Linked DNA regions of Mus musculus: region 2 is linked to region 1. Evidence: chromatin loops called from intact Hi-C (ENCODE). Cell type or tissue: heart. All regions are shown on one strand.

The links. Peaks named below come from ENCODE experiments on the same cell type or tissue, not always from the same donor. Only the 100,000 strongest peaks of a DNase experiment are listed, where the experiment ranks them.
Region 2: it touches region 1 in a loop (2.3-fold over the local background); 8 of 42 quality-filtered maps call a loop at or near these places.

What each region holds. Positions count from the first base shown.
Region 1 is chr11:21,366,854-21,374,853 of GRCm38, reverse strand. It overlaps Ugp2 (UDP-glucose pyrophosphorylase 2), which reads left to right and starts at 4,225. Exons shown (of 10, transcript NM_139297.6): 1 at 4,225-4,667. The coding sequence starts at 4,649. In heart, a CTCF peak has its summit at 4,301; DNase peaks (open chromatin) are centred at 3,563, 3,903 and 4,053; H3K4me3 peaks cover 3,996 bases; H3K27ac peaks cover 3,780 bases.
Region 2 is chr11:21,430,785-21,438,784 of GRCm38, reverse strand. It overlaps the pseudogene Gm29812. Among named protein-coding and RNA genes, the nearest start is that of Ugp2, 64 kb to the right of the region's middle. In heart, a CTCF peak has its summit at 4,920; a DNase peak (open chromatin) is centred at 4,754.

The DNA of each region.
Region 1 (8,000 bases):
CTATAGGGTTGAAGATCCCTTTAGCTCCTTGGGTACTTTCTCTAGCTCCTCCATTGGGAGCCCTGTGATCCATCCATTAGCTGACTGTGAGCATCCACTTCTGTGTTTGGATGGACCATGTAGAGACTGCCATATCCAGGGATCCACCCCATAATCAGCTTCCAAATGCTGACACCATTGCATACACTAGCAAGATTTTACTGAAAGGACCCAGATGTAGCTGTCTCTTGTGAGACTATGCCGGGGCCTAGCAAACATGCCACAATTTAAATTCTCAACTTGTTTCAGCAAACTTCTTGTTTGGCAACAGGAAAGAATGAAGTCTTTCTCTTCCTCAACTATTTGGAAACCACATTCATTTTTAGACTGCTCACTCATTAGTAGCTCATCTCATAGATACAATTTGATATATTTTTCCAGTTAACCCAGTCTAATTATATTTTGATTCAAAAATACCTCCTTGTTAAGTCTAGTCAGTAACTAGCAACTGCTAACAGTAATCCCCTGTCCTCTTTCCTGTGGGTGCCGAAGACTCAGATGAATAGACTGGAGCCAGTATTGAGTGTAGGCAGGAGTCCAGCGGTTAATTGTTGCCTAGACTCTTGGCTCAAGTCTTCAGGCATGACATAGAATTTTTCTTTATAACATGTTTTCTTTATAACAAACTGTGCTGCATTAGTTTTTTTTTTTTTAATAAAGAGCACAAGGAAGGAATGACAAAAATAAATAAAAATAGACCACGCACTCTGCTTATCTTATACTTATTTAATACTTTAACAATTTCTAAATTACCCTGAGGGCTGAGGATATTGCTCCATTATGGAGCGCTTGCCTATCGTGTGCCAGGCAATGGGTTTAATCCCCATTACCAAGAAAAAAAAAATCCCAAACAACTAAAAACAACAAAACCTCACCTTAATATCCCTTATTAGATAATGCTCATGGTAAGCAGCTAATACAGCTTATTAAATCATCAAGATGTTGTATTTGCTGCTCTTACATACTTCGTCCCACATTCATATTCTAGATGAAAAGCATAGAAACTAAGAGTCATTACTTCTAAATATGAATTAACGGTTCTTGTATAGTAGAGACCAGGATACAATACTGTGAATGAAAAGATGTAACAACACCAAATCTATCACTCAATACACACTTATGGAATATTTTCCATGTAGCAAATACTGACAAACACTACATCTAAAGAGGCAGCAAAGATTATGCTCAAAAACAAGGAAGCAGGCATTGGGTTTGTTGTTGTTAGAGTGTTATTGTATAGGAGCTATGGCTGAGGCTAGTGGCAGGGTTCTTAAGTAGCATGGCTGAGGCTGTGGGTTTGCTCACAAGGCATAAGACCAGTTAAAACAAAGTTTTGCTTTGTTTTGTGTGTTTTTCTGTTTTCCTATGGGGAAGTAGGAAGATGGACTGAAGTAAATTAGAGGCAGGACTTCTGTGGCCCTTGGGGGACAGCACAGCTCACCAGAAACTGGCGTCCAGGTGTCTATTCTGTTTGTTACCTCACCTGACCTCTTTATCTGTAATCTGACTTGGGGGAAAAGTGGTCAGGGTCTGCAGAGATGCCTTAGTAGTTAAGAGCACTAGCTCTTACAGAGTACCTTGGTTGGGTTCCTAGCACAGAGTGATTCATAACCTTCTTTAATTCCAGGTCTAGGGGATCCCATGACCTCTTCTGGCCTCTACAGGCACCAGACACAAACATGGCGCACTCAATACACGTAAAATAAAAATTCTTAAAAGAAAAAAATCAAACAGAAGAGACTCCCCATTCCGACCCCATCCCATGGCTATCCCCACCCCCAGGTGTGTGTGTGTGTGTGTGTGTGTGTGAGAGAGAGAGAGAGAGAGAGAGAGAGAGAGAGAGAGAGAGAGAGAGCTGAATGTAAAGAGAGAAACAAACAATTGGTTTATGGTCCTGAAGAGCCTCAGGTTTTACATCCCTATCCCGTGATTTGTCAGCTGAGCTATTTTCCTCATTCTTAAGGAGTGAGATACTCTATCTGAAGATCTGGAATTTAAATTCAAGCCCCTCTCTAAAGAAATTTCATTTGCAAGGCACTATATAAACATAGCATTTAGAAATGTGGTTTCTCTGGTGCTTCTGGCCAAGAGTCAGCCCCTCACTATAAAGTTAACCACGGAAGATGGGTAATGGTTTACTTTCTGGGGACTTGTTTTAAAGTAGTGAATGCCCAACATTCTTTGTGTCCTTTGTGTCAGTAGTTACTCAATCATAAATCAAGATGCCAATTCTTAGGAACTACCAAATGTTTTTGCTAGATTTAAAGATCGTTTCTCCCCTTGTTAATCTTCTGTGGAAGTCAAAAATAACTGGCCATTCTATTATATAATAAGCCTGGGAAAGTTAAAGATTCCTTGTTGCACGTAAGTTTTTGCAGGCTGACTTACATGAGGAGCCCCAGGTCTTTGGTTCTGTTTTAGTGCTTACACTGACTGATAAATATAGTTCATTCACTGCTGGAACAATTTCTCTACTGTTCAGAGAGGATGTAGAGTCTAAGCAAAAACTCCAGAGCAAGTGTCGTTATTAAACTGACGTCATTTGTTATTTTAGAAATTTTTTTCATTTGGAGAAAGTTATTTTCTTAGCTGAGATATTTGGATGCCTAAGGTTTTTGGATTCTACATAAGCAACATGAACACTATCTTTTCCTGTGTTGTTTAATAACATTTCCATATGAACCCAAAGGACTGAATAATGAAAGCTCTCTCTTTTCTAGAGAATAATTTAGAAATTCTCATTTACCTTGGCTGAATAATGTTGTACATTTCAAACCCTTCTGGAAGTGCTTGGTTACAGAACTGACAAACCAAGTAGGGTAACGCGAGAATGTTAAAGAAGACAGGCAGTCTTACAGGCTTAAATGGTTGGCAAGACTAGCTGTGATTGGGCACACCTCAGGGAGTCCCCAGACGGGTGCCAACGTTCTGGCTTTTAACTTCATCTTTCTTTTGGAGACTTCAAGATCTATCATCAGCATCTTAAGGATAATAAGTCATTTTCACTTTGGCTAGAAAAGTAAACGCCCAATTCCAGCACAAACGTGCCCAGGAGTGGGATTCGAGGCAAGGCGAATAGTGATGGCTCTTTCTGGAGAGCCTTTATTTGGCATTCCCTTCGACGCCCCCAGGCCCTCCTCCTGTTGGTGAGCCACACACATCCCATCCCTTTACTTGATTCTGAAAAGGTTGCCTTAACCCTCCTCAAACCCTAATTGGTGGCAGAGCCTTTGGGTCCTCTTGAGAAGAGCCTGGTGTCCCTGAGGAAGGGGAGTTCAAGGTTTCCTCAACGGGCAAATTCTGGTGGAGTGCAAACACAAGCACACGCTTCGGTTTTCTCACACGCTCGTGGCATCTGCAAACAGCAAGCAGAGACAGACGTGCTTGGCACCGTGCTGCTGCCTGTGCAGCTCCCACGCGTGGGATTCCCGCCTTCGCTTCTGCGCCCGCCTCCCTCGGGCCTCGAACGCCCCGCCCCCTGCCACCTCCGCGTGTCTCATTGGCCAGGTCCTTAGGCAAACTTCGGCTCCGGACTGGCGGCTGTGCCTGTCGCTCTGAGCAGTAGGGACATTTCCGCATTGGGAGGGGGGAAGGAGGGGGAGGGGAGGTGTGTGGCGAAAGTGGGGGCTCCGGTGTCCGGAGGCGGCGGGCTGGAGGGTCAGGGGCTGCGCACGCTGGCGCCAGGCTCCAGGTGTTTGCGTGTGACGGGAGCGGAGGGGAGGTCGCCTCGGCCACGCTCGTGCAGCGTGCGAGACCTGATTCCAGGCCCCCAACTTCTCAGCCCTCGAGGGAATAGGAAGGTGGGTGTCGCTTAAGGGGCGGGCCGGGCTCCGAGCGACCTCCTTGTGGGGTCCTGCTCCGAAAGGCGTGGCCGGGGGCCGACAGTGGGGCGTGGAAGAGTAGGGGGCGGGCGGGCGGGCGGGCGAGGGCGTGTCAGGGAGGGCCAGGCCTCCCGGGGGGTCTGGGCGGCCAGGCCCGGGGGGCAGGGAGGGGGCGAGCCGGGCCCTGGTGTGGAGCGGCTGCGTAGGGGAGGGCGGCCAGTGGAGGCCGCGGGCAGCTGTCTGCCCGAGTGCGGAATTCGCAGCATCTCCGAGTCCCGGCTATTTATGGGCTGGAGAAAAGGTTGCGTTGCCCCTTCGCCGGCCTCCCCGCCTCCCGATCTACACGGGGCGCCAGCAGCTCGCCGCTGGACGGCCGCCGGCGAGGGGCCTCGGGGTGCGGCCGGGGGCCTGCGGCAGTCCTGCCCTAGAGGGCGTGGAGACCGGAGGGCGGTGAAGCGGCTCTAGGTCCGCCTCTCCATTGATGAAATTTAAGTTCGTCTGGTTTTACCTTTTCCGGAGTCTCCAGTCGTCCCCTGTTGGTGTCGGGATCGCTGAGTAGCCTGGAGTTCCCTCCCAAGCTGAGTCGGTCCCACCAAGTTTTCCGTCTTCAGGATTTTTCTTTTTAAAGACTAGTTTTGATTTTTTTTCCCCCCGAATTCTTCTTTAAGTAGTTAAACATCGGAGGAGAAAGAACACTTCGGTTGCAGGGAAGGGAGAGAGACCTTCCTTACAACGTAGATTCTAGAAATTGAAAATTATAAGCCAGATTATTTTAATAAGATCCTAAAATGTCGAGATTTGTACAAGGTAAGACATTTTGCTTTCTGTCTCTTGGCTGCTTCGTCCGATTTTGAATATTGGTAGTCTCTAAGTAAGTGGGTAGTTTGTAACTGGAAGTGTTCATTTGTGATACCGTTTGCCAGACCTTTTTGGTTAAATTGGTATTTAAGCTGCTTTGCGCCACTTATTGGGTTGGCATTTCATATACGTGTTTGTATGCCTCTGCGCCCTGCAGGGGTTATTTCTACCTTCTAAAATCAGTTTTAATAGTATTCTGACATCGTGGATAGTAATTGTAAAAATCAAAACAGGATTTTTGACTGCTGATTAATTCTTGTTCCCTTCTTGCACTCGATGATAAGTTAGTTATCTTTGTGGGACAAGGAAACCCAGAGGGCTAGGGACAGGCAGATGCGTTTGTCAAGACTAGTAGGAAGCTCTCCACTTCTTTTCTGTGTGTACGTGGATTGAGTCTCAGAGTAATTTATTGCGAAATCAGTAGTTTGTAGACACTGGAGGTCATACCAGTCAGAGAAATGACTTTGCTGCAGTGCTCTTAGCTTTTTCTTTTTTAATATAGAAAGATTATGCTTTCTTTAAATTTGAAAATTACCATTCAAATCTGTATATGTGTAAATAATGCATTTAGCAAATACCCCTCAACCAAGCTGTAGTATTGCAATTGGGTGCTGCCTTAAACTTCTGTCACAAAACTGTATAGAGTTTGCCTATAAGAAGCCTTTCCTTCCAGACCCCAGTGTGTGAAAGCTTCAGCCATCTTGCTTAATACATGCAGTAAAGTTTGCAACCGCTTCACGTGATCCTCAGTGACTGTCCATGCACCTTTCCCCTTTCCTTTTAAAGTTATGCTAGGGATGTCCATCATTTGACCCTGGAAATGAAAATGCCATACAGGCTTATGCCCCACTTTACTAACTCTTAAGTTTTTCATATTAGATTAAAGGAATCTGCCTTCATTATTATGGAAACAGATGGGACCGTTATGCCTGTCTGCCTTCAGCACTAAGCTCAGAAATGTCATTTTGCCATTATGTTTGAAGTTGGTGTTACAGTTGACATGAAGCTAGAGGTTTCTAAATCGAGAAGACACAGGTGGCTGTGGACATTGCTACCCACTTTTTAAAAGCCCATTATTTTAAAGTACTTCTACAGTTTTCAAAATACTGCACAAGTGTCAAAATGAAGAAATTAACGTGTTTGCATTAACTAAGCTATAAGCTCAGTCTGATTCCTATCTCCATGATGCAATTCAAGACGACACATTTGATTTAAGCAGGCAGTTTTGTACAAAAAGATGATACTCCAAATATGTTTAACTCAGTCCTGGAATGTATCATTGCGCCATTGTTGTGTTTAAGTGTGAGCTCTAAGTGCTTATCGTGGTTACTGTTAGAAATGAGAAAACTAATTGGCTAATGTCAGAGTTGTCTACGCATATCAGTTTTCAAGTATAAGAGTTGGAAACTTCTGTGTTCTCTCTTTTTAAAAGCAGTCCAGTGCTGACCCTCCCCTCCCCCAGAAGTTGCTGAGGCTTCTTCCCACTGGCTGGTACACGGCCTGTGCTGCTTCACGGGAAAGTGCTAACCAGTGCCAGGCCATAGCTATTTCAAGTCGCCTCGTTTAAGCTTCTGAGCCCTAAGGAGTACTTTACAGCTGATGAAGATGCCCAGAGATGAGCTGGGGAGAAGTCCTGGAAATCCTGAGTTGTGTTCAGCTCCTGTCCTTTCCAACAACTTCCGTTGCTTTTTAGGTTAAAATTTTAGGAATGGCCTAGTCTCCAAATAGATTACCATTTTCTATAGACAAAGATAATATGTCCCTGGGAAAAACACAGTGTCTTGAAAGTAGATTTTGTCACAGGCAACAAATGCCCACAACCTAAAATGTTCTATATGCTTTTTCAGTAGGTTAGCTTACCGTATGTTTTCGGCTGTAGGTTTTTATGACCTATCTTAAATTACATAAATACTGAGAAATACGAAAGGGTATGGACTTCGATTTGACTCTTGTTAAAAAAAGGGATTTTTAGACACTTTTCTGAACTTTAGGTTCTACCTGGGTAGAGTTTGGAAATTGGACTGAGAGTATAATTTAGTGATGACACGCATGCTTAGTATGGGAGAGGCATTGGAATCCATCTCCTGTCCCTGCCTTCTCCACTGGGTCTCAGTGCCTATGCCGCAGGGTCATTGAGAAGTTTAAATGGGGTGCTGTACTAAGTGACTGAACTGGGTAGATAATGTGTGGCCATTATCTTCTACTCTTTTCTAAAATAATGATGACTTTTAGATAGCATTGCTACCCATACGCCATCAACAGAAATACACATAGTTTTTTATTTTCGTATTCAGATTTAATATTCAGTCTGGTTACTTGAAAGTTTATATCTTTTAAAGAAAATTACTAAACAGGAGCTGAGGAGAGGGGAGGGCAAGGTTAAGCTTGGATAGCATAGGGGATAAATACAAGTTACAGTTTAAACAGTCGGTTAACAACTTTTTTTTTTGAATGTTCATTGTATGCCTTTCACTATATTTATTTTTCCCTTATAGTAGGTACTCAGGACTCTGTAGATCTGGTGTTATGAACATTGGGGATCATTCTTTTTGGGTGATGATGAAACGTAAGGCTGCTCCACTTGGTCTGACTCCAAATCCAAGCACTACTTTTATAAGAATGCTGGGTTTCTTCTTCCTCAGCCACTTAGATCATAAGAAGCTAGTTGGAAATTTATGGTTAGTAAAAACACTTACTACTGTTAGAGAGGTGAGTTGCCTGTATAGAATTACTGGGCCAATAAAGGCATAAGTTCTGCATATCTGCCTAAGTCTGTCCCTCAGGAGCCTAGTCGTACTTTGACCAAACATGATATGAGCTGCTGTGTTCTTTTGCCTACCTATGAAACTGTCTTGTTCTGCCGCTGTCTTATTCAGTGCCTCCACTTTTCTACATAAATGAACACTGCCTCTTTCCTACGTCACATTTGGGGTAGCATCAGCAGCAGTTGTGGGGTGTTGCTAGGTTTGTCAACAGAAGCCCTTTGGAAATTTTCTTTTAAAAAGTTGTGAGAACTGTCTTCCTAAATGTTTGGAAACTTATAAATGGTGAAGAGACTGATGGCTGTATAGCCATCCAGCTAAGGCTAGGTTATTTGATTAAAACTGTAATTCTAGAAGTATTTTCGCAACTTTAAATATGCCATTATCTATCTAAGCTGTGTAAAAATATCCCTTATTCTTAAAAACTATTCTTAAATATATAGTATATATTTAATATAATATTATATTTCAAGGAAAGCCATATAAATACATCTGCATTCCTTAAAAAATATTTGTGGCC
Region 2 (8,000 bases), 64 kb before region 1:
AGGCTCAAGGGGTGGCAGAGGGGGTCCTGCACAACAGAAGAGAGGCCGTGGTTCTCTGGAGCTAGGGGCAATCGAGGGGGCAATGCAGGAGGCCAGAGAAAGGCAGATGGGTACAACCAGCCTGATTCCAAATGTCAGACCAACAACCAAAAGAACTGGGGTTCCCAGCCCATCATTCAGCAGCTGCTTCAGCAAGGTGGTGACTATTTTGGTAACTATGGTTACAATAATGACAATCAGGAATTTTATCAGGATGCTTATGGGCAACAGTGGAAATAAATGAGAGTTTGAAAATGATTCTGTCAAGATCCAATTGGCTCTAGATCTACATTCTTCAAACAAAATTGGCGTAACTGTTTCATCTTTAAATAGCAGTTTGCTGCCATTTATATTCATCTGAAGAAGTCACTATTGTGTATATACTCAAGGCTTCTTATTTTTCTTCTTTTCTAAATGCTCTTGGGCATTATTGGGCTTGCAGAGTTCCCTTATTCTGGGGTTACAATGCTTTTATCGTTCCAAGCTTCATCTTAGCTTCAGAACAAACTGTTAAAGCATGGTTTTGCAAAGGACAGTTCTGTTTTTTTTTTATTGTTTTGGTTTTGGTTTTGGTTTTTTTTTTTTTTTAATTTGGAACAGGTTACATAGGAATATGAAGTATGCTGTAAATAAAACTACAAGCCAGTGCTTTGTCTTAGTAGTTTTAAGAAATTAAAGCAGACTTAAGTTTCCTTGTATTGAAAATAACCTATGACTGTATGTTTTGCATTCCTAGAAGCAGGTTAACTGTGTTTGTAAGTTGTTATAACCACACCTTTTTGAAATCTGCCCTACAAAATTTGTTTGGCTTAAACATCAAAGCCATGACAATTTGTTCTTGGATGTGATTGTATTTCCAACTTCTTGTTCATGTAAGATTTCAATAAAACGTAAAAATCTATTCAAAAGTTTCTCTGTCCAATCACATTAGGGCAGTGGCAAGGCCTGTGATTGGACAGGAAAAGGGAAGCGGAGCTAGGAGTTTGGGGGACAGGGAGAAGCCAACATGGAGGCAGACTAAGATGATCCTGAGCCCACGTGGGTTTAAACAGCCACAAGTAGCTAAGATGTTCACAAAGTTAGAATAATTAGGCTATAGCTTTATCTTTATCAATTGGCTATGAAATTATTGTATGGGCATCTTGTAAATTGTTATCTTATTGTTATATAAATCTGATTGGGTAATTAAGCTTTAAGAGTCATGTTTCTACTGGGTAACTAGGTGTTGAGATGGCTGATCGTGGGGGTGGAGGGAGCATTGCATAGAAGAGAGATGAATTAGCTAGCTGGAAGAGAGTAGTAGCTCCACGTGAGAACACACCGAGCTGGGCCCCGCCAGGACATAGTGTTGTAGCCCACTGGGAACACGGACCAGTGGGGCAGGAGAGATGGCGGGTTGACTTTTTAAATATTTCCCGAAACAACAAGTCAACTTATGAAAGACAGAGAACAGCTCAAAGAGATAAAAGCAAGAACACAGACAAATACTGCAGTCATCCTCAGAAGGGTCAGTCTCAGTCACCAGCTGCAGATTCGAGCTTGCTAAATGAAATCCTACAGCTGTTTGTTGCTTAAGGTTTTCCATGTAGCCACATCATCTTCCAGGTCTCTCCATTTATAGGAAGGATACCAGAATGTAAAACAATCATTCTCTTAACTACAGACAGGACCCAGAACCCCAAGGGCTTCTGCTCCTCTCTACCTTCATCAGCACCAGTCTGGAAAATACAGTGACTCCAGGACTCAGAGAATCTACTCAAGCTCCTCTCAGGCCAAGCCATCAGGGTGGGTCACTCTATGGCAGATATTGGTGAAGAACATTTCTGTGACCGGAATCTGAAGATAGGCTTACTAGTGATACAACCTAGAAAGAAACACTGAATATTTGATTGTATGGTACCAGAAAATATAAATAATTTCTGATTATCAGCTTTGCAGGCTACGAGAAGCTCAAAACCACTAAAGTAAAACGCATCTCCCTCACCTCCCAGCACTGTCTTCCTCCACAGCATGCTGCCATGACAGACACACAGTGGGGAAGCACAGATGTCTATCCCAACCGCTATGTTCACTGCAGTCTACTTACCACAGCTGGGGAACAGAAACAACCTGCCTGTCAATGTTAAAAGACAAAACGAAGCTGTAATTAATTTATACAATGGAATGTTACTCAGCCAAGAAAAGAAGAGGTTTCTGCCAGTTGCCACAATATTGAAGAACCTGGAGGACATTATGCAAAATAAGATAAGCCAAGAAAGAAAACAAATATCATATTTCATTTATATATGAAGTCTAAAGCGAAATGACAACCACACAGAGGGAGAGAGTGATGGTGGCTACCAGGGTGGAGAGGGGGGAAAGAAGTGAAGAGACATGGGTCCAGAATACAAAACAGGCCTCTGGAGTTATAAGACAAACAAAGAGAAAGATGGAGAATAACAGTAATTAATAACAGGGTATTGTATTCAGAGATCTTACTAAGTGATTATGGCCTCTCTTGACATGGGGTAGGGAAAGGTGAATGAATAACTGTTGGGCAATGACTATGCTAAATTCTTTTCACTATAATACCCATTTTATTATATGTATATATTATTCTATAGCACATTGTATATGTTAAATATGCACAATAAAATCAACACACAAACACAATGGAAAAGAATATTTGTCTCACTAGTGTTTATCCACCAAAAAGAAGCATCTTACATCTCTTAAAACTATCCAACAATGCCTGCACTGTGCTCCATCCAAACAATGGAATTCTATCTAGTCTTTAAAAGAATGTTAAAAAAAAATCATAACTGTTGCTAACCCTTCAAAGCCCTTCCTCTCAGCCAAGCACTACTGTGAGCACGTGGCAACTGCTCCCTTGGATAACTCACAACTGTATGAAATAGGAATTATTAGTGGCCCCAACTTTACAATTGAGGAATCTGTAAAGTAATTATTTCAATCAAAGGACATGTCCAAGGGCCAAATGACACTCAAAATTCAAATGCAGATGAGCTAACATCAGAGCTCACTCTGTGGCTCTTACATATCAAAACAAATGTTAATCATTTACTATTGTGGAAGACAAATAGACTTTAAAAACAGGTTAAACATGAGACACACAGATGTGTATCTATATATACATGTGTTCCTGTACAAGCAAACATGCATTCACGTACTCACACATACCACATACACATTAACAACTAAAATAAAATAGCTTGAAAAGTTGAATTCCCATTCAATAACAAACATTTAAAAGATTATATAGCTATATGTCTTAGTCAGGGTTTCTATTCCTGCACAAACATCATGACCAAGAAGCAAGTTGGGGAGGAAAGGGTTTATTTGGCTTATACTTCCATGTTGCTGTTCATCACCAAAGGAAGTCAGGACTGGAACTCAAGCAGGTCAGGAAGCAGGAGCTGATGCAGAGGCCATGGAGGGATGTTCTTTACTGGCTTGCTTTTCCTGGCTTGCTCAGCCTGCTCTCCTATAGAACCAAGACTATAAGCCCAGAGATGGTCCCACCCACAAGGGGCCTTTCCCCCTTGATCACTAATTGAGAAAATGACTTACAGTTGGATCTCATGGAGGCATTTCTTCAACTGAAGCTTTTTCTGTGATAACTCCAGCTGTGTCAAGTTGACACAAAACTAGCCAGTACAGCTATACAAAGAGAAATTATTGCAAGGCTAAATAAACATACTATAATGTTAATAATAGTACCTCTAAGCAGTTACAATAGTTACTTCCTTATATTTTTCTATACTTCCTACAATTTCCATAATAAATATTTATGCTAATTTAATGAGGACAATGTTTTTTAAGACAAAATTATTTGAGTAAAATAAGATCAACAATATGACCTTTGTGCAGGGCTTTCTGTTGTGAAAGGTGAAGAGAGTAACCAGCTCTCAAAGGACATGTCCAGATAGATCTATGATGAGGACCATTTTGCCTCAGAAGAAAATGAGCTTCAGACCCATTAGTGAGTACTAGGCAGATGATAGAGTGCTTGACTCAGGCAGGAACCTCCAACTTCTCAGATCTACTCCCTCCAGAATGTCTATAAAGAGATGGTATGCATAGAAAGTCAAGTTGAGTACCTGAATGCCCTTACAGAAAATGTCATTTGTCTGCAACAAATTATAAATCATTCCTCTCTCCACCCCTCCTCCTATCTCCGTGTAAAGACCTTGGGCTGGGTTGTTCTGGAACTCACTCTGTAGACCAGGCTGAGCCTCAAGCTCACTGAGATCTACCTGCCTCTGCCTTCCAAGTGCTGGGATAAAAGGCGTGGGTGTGGTTTACAACTCATTAAATTTAGTCCCAGAATGGCCTGGCAATAGCAAGAGGACACTTGAGTAGATTTTATTTTCAGTGGACGTACAACTTTGCTAAGAAGAAAAGGCGGGGAGGGGTTCGGATGCACCACTTCAGGAAAGAATTGTGTATATGTGACTTATGCAGGGTGTTCCACATTAGCTCTGATGAAGAAGCTGCTACATGCAATGCTTTTCGTGCATGGCTCTCTTTTTCCAGGCTGTGACAAGTCTGGGTCACATTTGGTGCATCCTCATAAGCGCCTGTGGAGACCTGTTTTCAACTTCCAGTCCAGTCTGGAGTTCCCAAGGGAAGTTATTACTTCGTTTGGCCTCACTAGCCCAAGACTTCACAGTGATTCATGTCTAGCAGACAGGGCTGGCCATCTAAATAGTATGCTTTTCTTGACCTTTCCCACAACCACTCCTAGAACCCAGGGAAAGCTGCCTGCCCTAGAGCAGCCACTCCTGTGGCCCCCACCCTCATTCCCAAAGGAGCTTCAGGAGAGCTTCCCTCCTTCCTACTGCCTTACATCGCCTCATTGCTGAGGCTCTGGCTACCTTAAGGTGGCAGCTCTGAGCAGGATTCTTCTTGAGCTCAGAAATAGTGCTTAGATTTAAAGCAAGCAAGCAGGCAAAGAACCTGTTCAAAATATCTTCAGTTTGTATTAAGAAACAAACATGTTTTTCATTGAATCCTACAGTTTCAGTTGCAATCTTAAGAGTCTTCAAGCAATCTTCAGGGCTCTTAAGAGAACAGGCCAAACAAATGCATAAGTATTAAACTGAAAGAAAGTATAAGACACCAGCTGCCAGAGTTACAATAGCCCTGGGTCCTCAGAGGCTGGTGCTCAGCTGCCAGGTGAGCGAAGCTTTCTTTGAAGCAGCCCCTCTGGGCTGCACCTTAAAGATAGGCTGGGTTTTCACAGACCAAGCTAGGAAGGGGAGGCAGGGAGAATGAAGTAGATAGATGGAAAAAATGGAGTTGTGAAAGAGTGAGCCTTTGGGTGGCAAAAAGTCCTGTTTCTGTAACTGAGGGATCCTGTAGCTAAGATGAACCTAAAAAAGATGACATGAGTCTATTGTAAGATGCACTCGATTGCAGAAATGTTTGCAATGTTTTTTATATAAAAATACACGTCTTGATGAAATCACCTATGTTGAAATTAAAAAGCATTACACGGTAGAAGTTCTCAAAAACCAGGTAAAAAGGGTAGATAATAAAAACAAACAAACAAACAACACCAGGGAGCCTCCAAAGGCTTCTAAGGAGAGGTGTAATGTTATGCCTACAGAGTTCTGGTTTCTTGGATAAGCCTGGTGTGGGATAGTTTGTGTTAGAACCAGCACACTAATATAGGTGGAGGGCACCAAAGGAGGGTGTGGGAATGGAAAGGCTTAGACACCGGAAAGTTTATGTGAGACAACTTCACAGGGAGGCAACTGAATGAGAAATCCAAGATGGAATGAAGAATCTTATTGTTTCCTTGGTGTATATTTTTCTTCTGAGAAATCTTTCTTTCTGCCATGGACCTGCTGTGTAATCCAGGCTGGCCCTGAACTTCAATCTGCCCTCCTCTCCTTCCCCCTCCTCCTCTCCCTCCTCCTCCCTTTTCTCCTCCCCACTCTCCTCTCCCTCCTCCTCCTGGATGTTGAGATAAAAGGCTTGTGCTTACCACACCCTGCTCATCTTCTGATTTTTACTTCATAATGCAATTTTTAAAAATTCTTTTCTTCCTCTGTCTAGTTTCAAAATATGTGAGTCATCAAAGCAAGCAAGCAAGCGACAGTCAAACACTGTAAGAGACATTGCAAGCCATAGGGGCAGGACTCAGTAATGGTGCTTGCCTATCACATGTGAGACCTACATTTGAACCCCAACACTGCAAAACAATGTTTTATGTCCACCTTTAGAGTGCTAACCTTTGCTTTATGTATCTCAGTCTATATTTTCATCCATGTTAATCTATCCATTCAGAGACAGAATAGAAGACTCGGCAGCCTCACTCTCCAGCATCCTCATCCTCTCTCCCACTCTATGCAGAGCTTTGGTGGTATCACACTTAGAATTCTATTTGGGTGTTAGATTCATACACGTTTTATGCCTAGTCATGGATGCTTTTGTGCTGTGCAAAAACATTCCCCATTAATAGGAGTAATTGGAAGCCAGCAAAAGCATATTGCAACCACCGGGACTTTGGTCCTGCTAATTCCTAATGACCTAATTTACAGCTGCTTCAGGTTTCAACTCCTCGGTAAGTACTACTTCCCGAAACTTTATTTTAATGTTCTTGCTCTTAAATTCTCATGATTGGATTAACATTTCCCCATCGTCGAATTAAGGTGTTCCATTCCCTTCTCTGAGAGAAAGTCAGAAAGAACAGAGATATGTAAGAAGTGTTTTGAAGAAAAAGGACGGCTGCCGATTACATTAGCAAAAGTTATGGGGGGGGGGGTTGTTCCTGAGTTTAGAAAAGCTAGTGGCTTAAGAGACAAATGCATAGTTAAAGCTAAAGCCAAGAGGCAAAAATGAGGTGACTCAACTGGTATAATCCTTACATTAGCTTAGAACATTATTGAAACTTTCAAAAATAAAAAAAGTAAAAGTGTTGGGTTTTACAACTTTGCTAGGCATCTTCCTTTGTTCCTCCAGACTGACTTACTATCTCCTTCACTCTGCTTTGACTCCAGAAGATGTTCTTAGGATTGCTGTCAGTACTCCAGCTTTCTACCTTAGTACTGGTTCAGAGTGGGTGAAGATGGGGGTGCTATGGAGAGCAGAGGTGAGGGAGCAGTGAATATTTATTCTCCAGCACTCTGATGCCACCGTGCCCAGTGTTGGGGGATTCTACTCCCAAAGGTCAATATTATTGTTAGAACCTGGTAAAACTCGTTCCAGTCCCATGTCAGACTTATGGGATAGTAGCGGCTTCTCATTGTTACTAAACCCGTAATTACCCGTAACCACTACTCGAACTTACCGTAATTTCTGTAAAACAATTTAATGGCTTATAAAGAATGAATTACTAACAACTCTCCACTACCCATATGGAGTATTACAACTCTTTGCCAACTGATAGGGAGCCCTGAGACATTCAGTAACCCTGTAGCTAGAGAAGCAAAGGCAAAAACAAATGCACAAAGACACCATAGATGGACAAGATCAGAGCTTTTGGGGACCAATGGGGACCTATTGGGCTGAATGATTGAGGTGAAGCTGGCTTTTATCCATGTAAAGAGTAAGCATGTCCATTGCACAGACCCCATGTGGGCAATAAACTGAAAATACAGCCCATGGAAGAGGGGGGTTATTTGTTTGTTTTGTTTGTTTTTCTTCTCCTTTTGGATTAAAGACCCATTTAACACTGTGCTTTGCAGTGTAGAGAAGTCTGAGTCAGGCTTCTGTTTTTGTCAGGAAAGAGAACAGTAGTCTAGAGAAGGAAGCAAGCATACCTTGGTAAGGAATGCCCGGTGAAGAAGCCATGGGTCTGAAACAGACTGCCTGCATTCTAGCCCCACCCTAAAGCATATTCATTATCAGGATGCTCCCTCTAGATCAAAGGAAAACGGCTCACCTTCCTAAAAGGAAGTCCAGGGAAACAGAACAGTGGGCATCAGTGGGGAGAAACGTGTCTTTGATTGAAT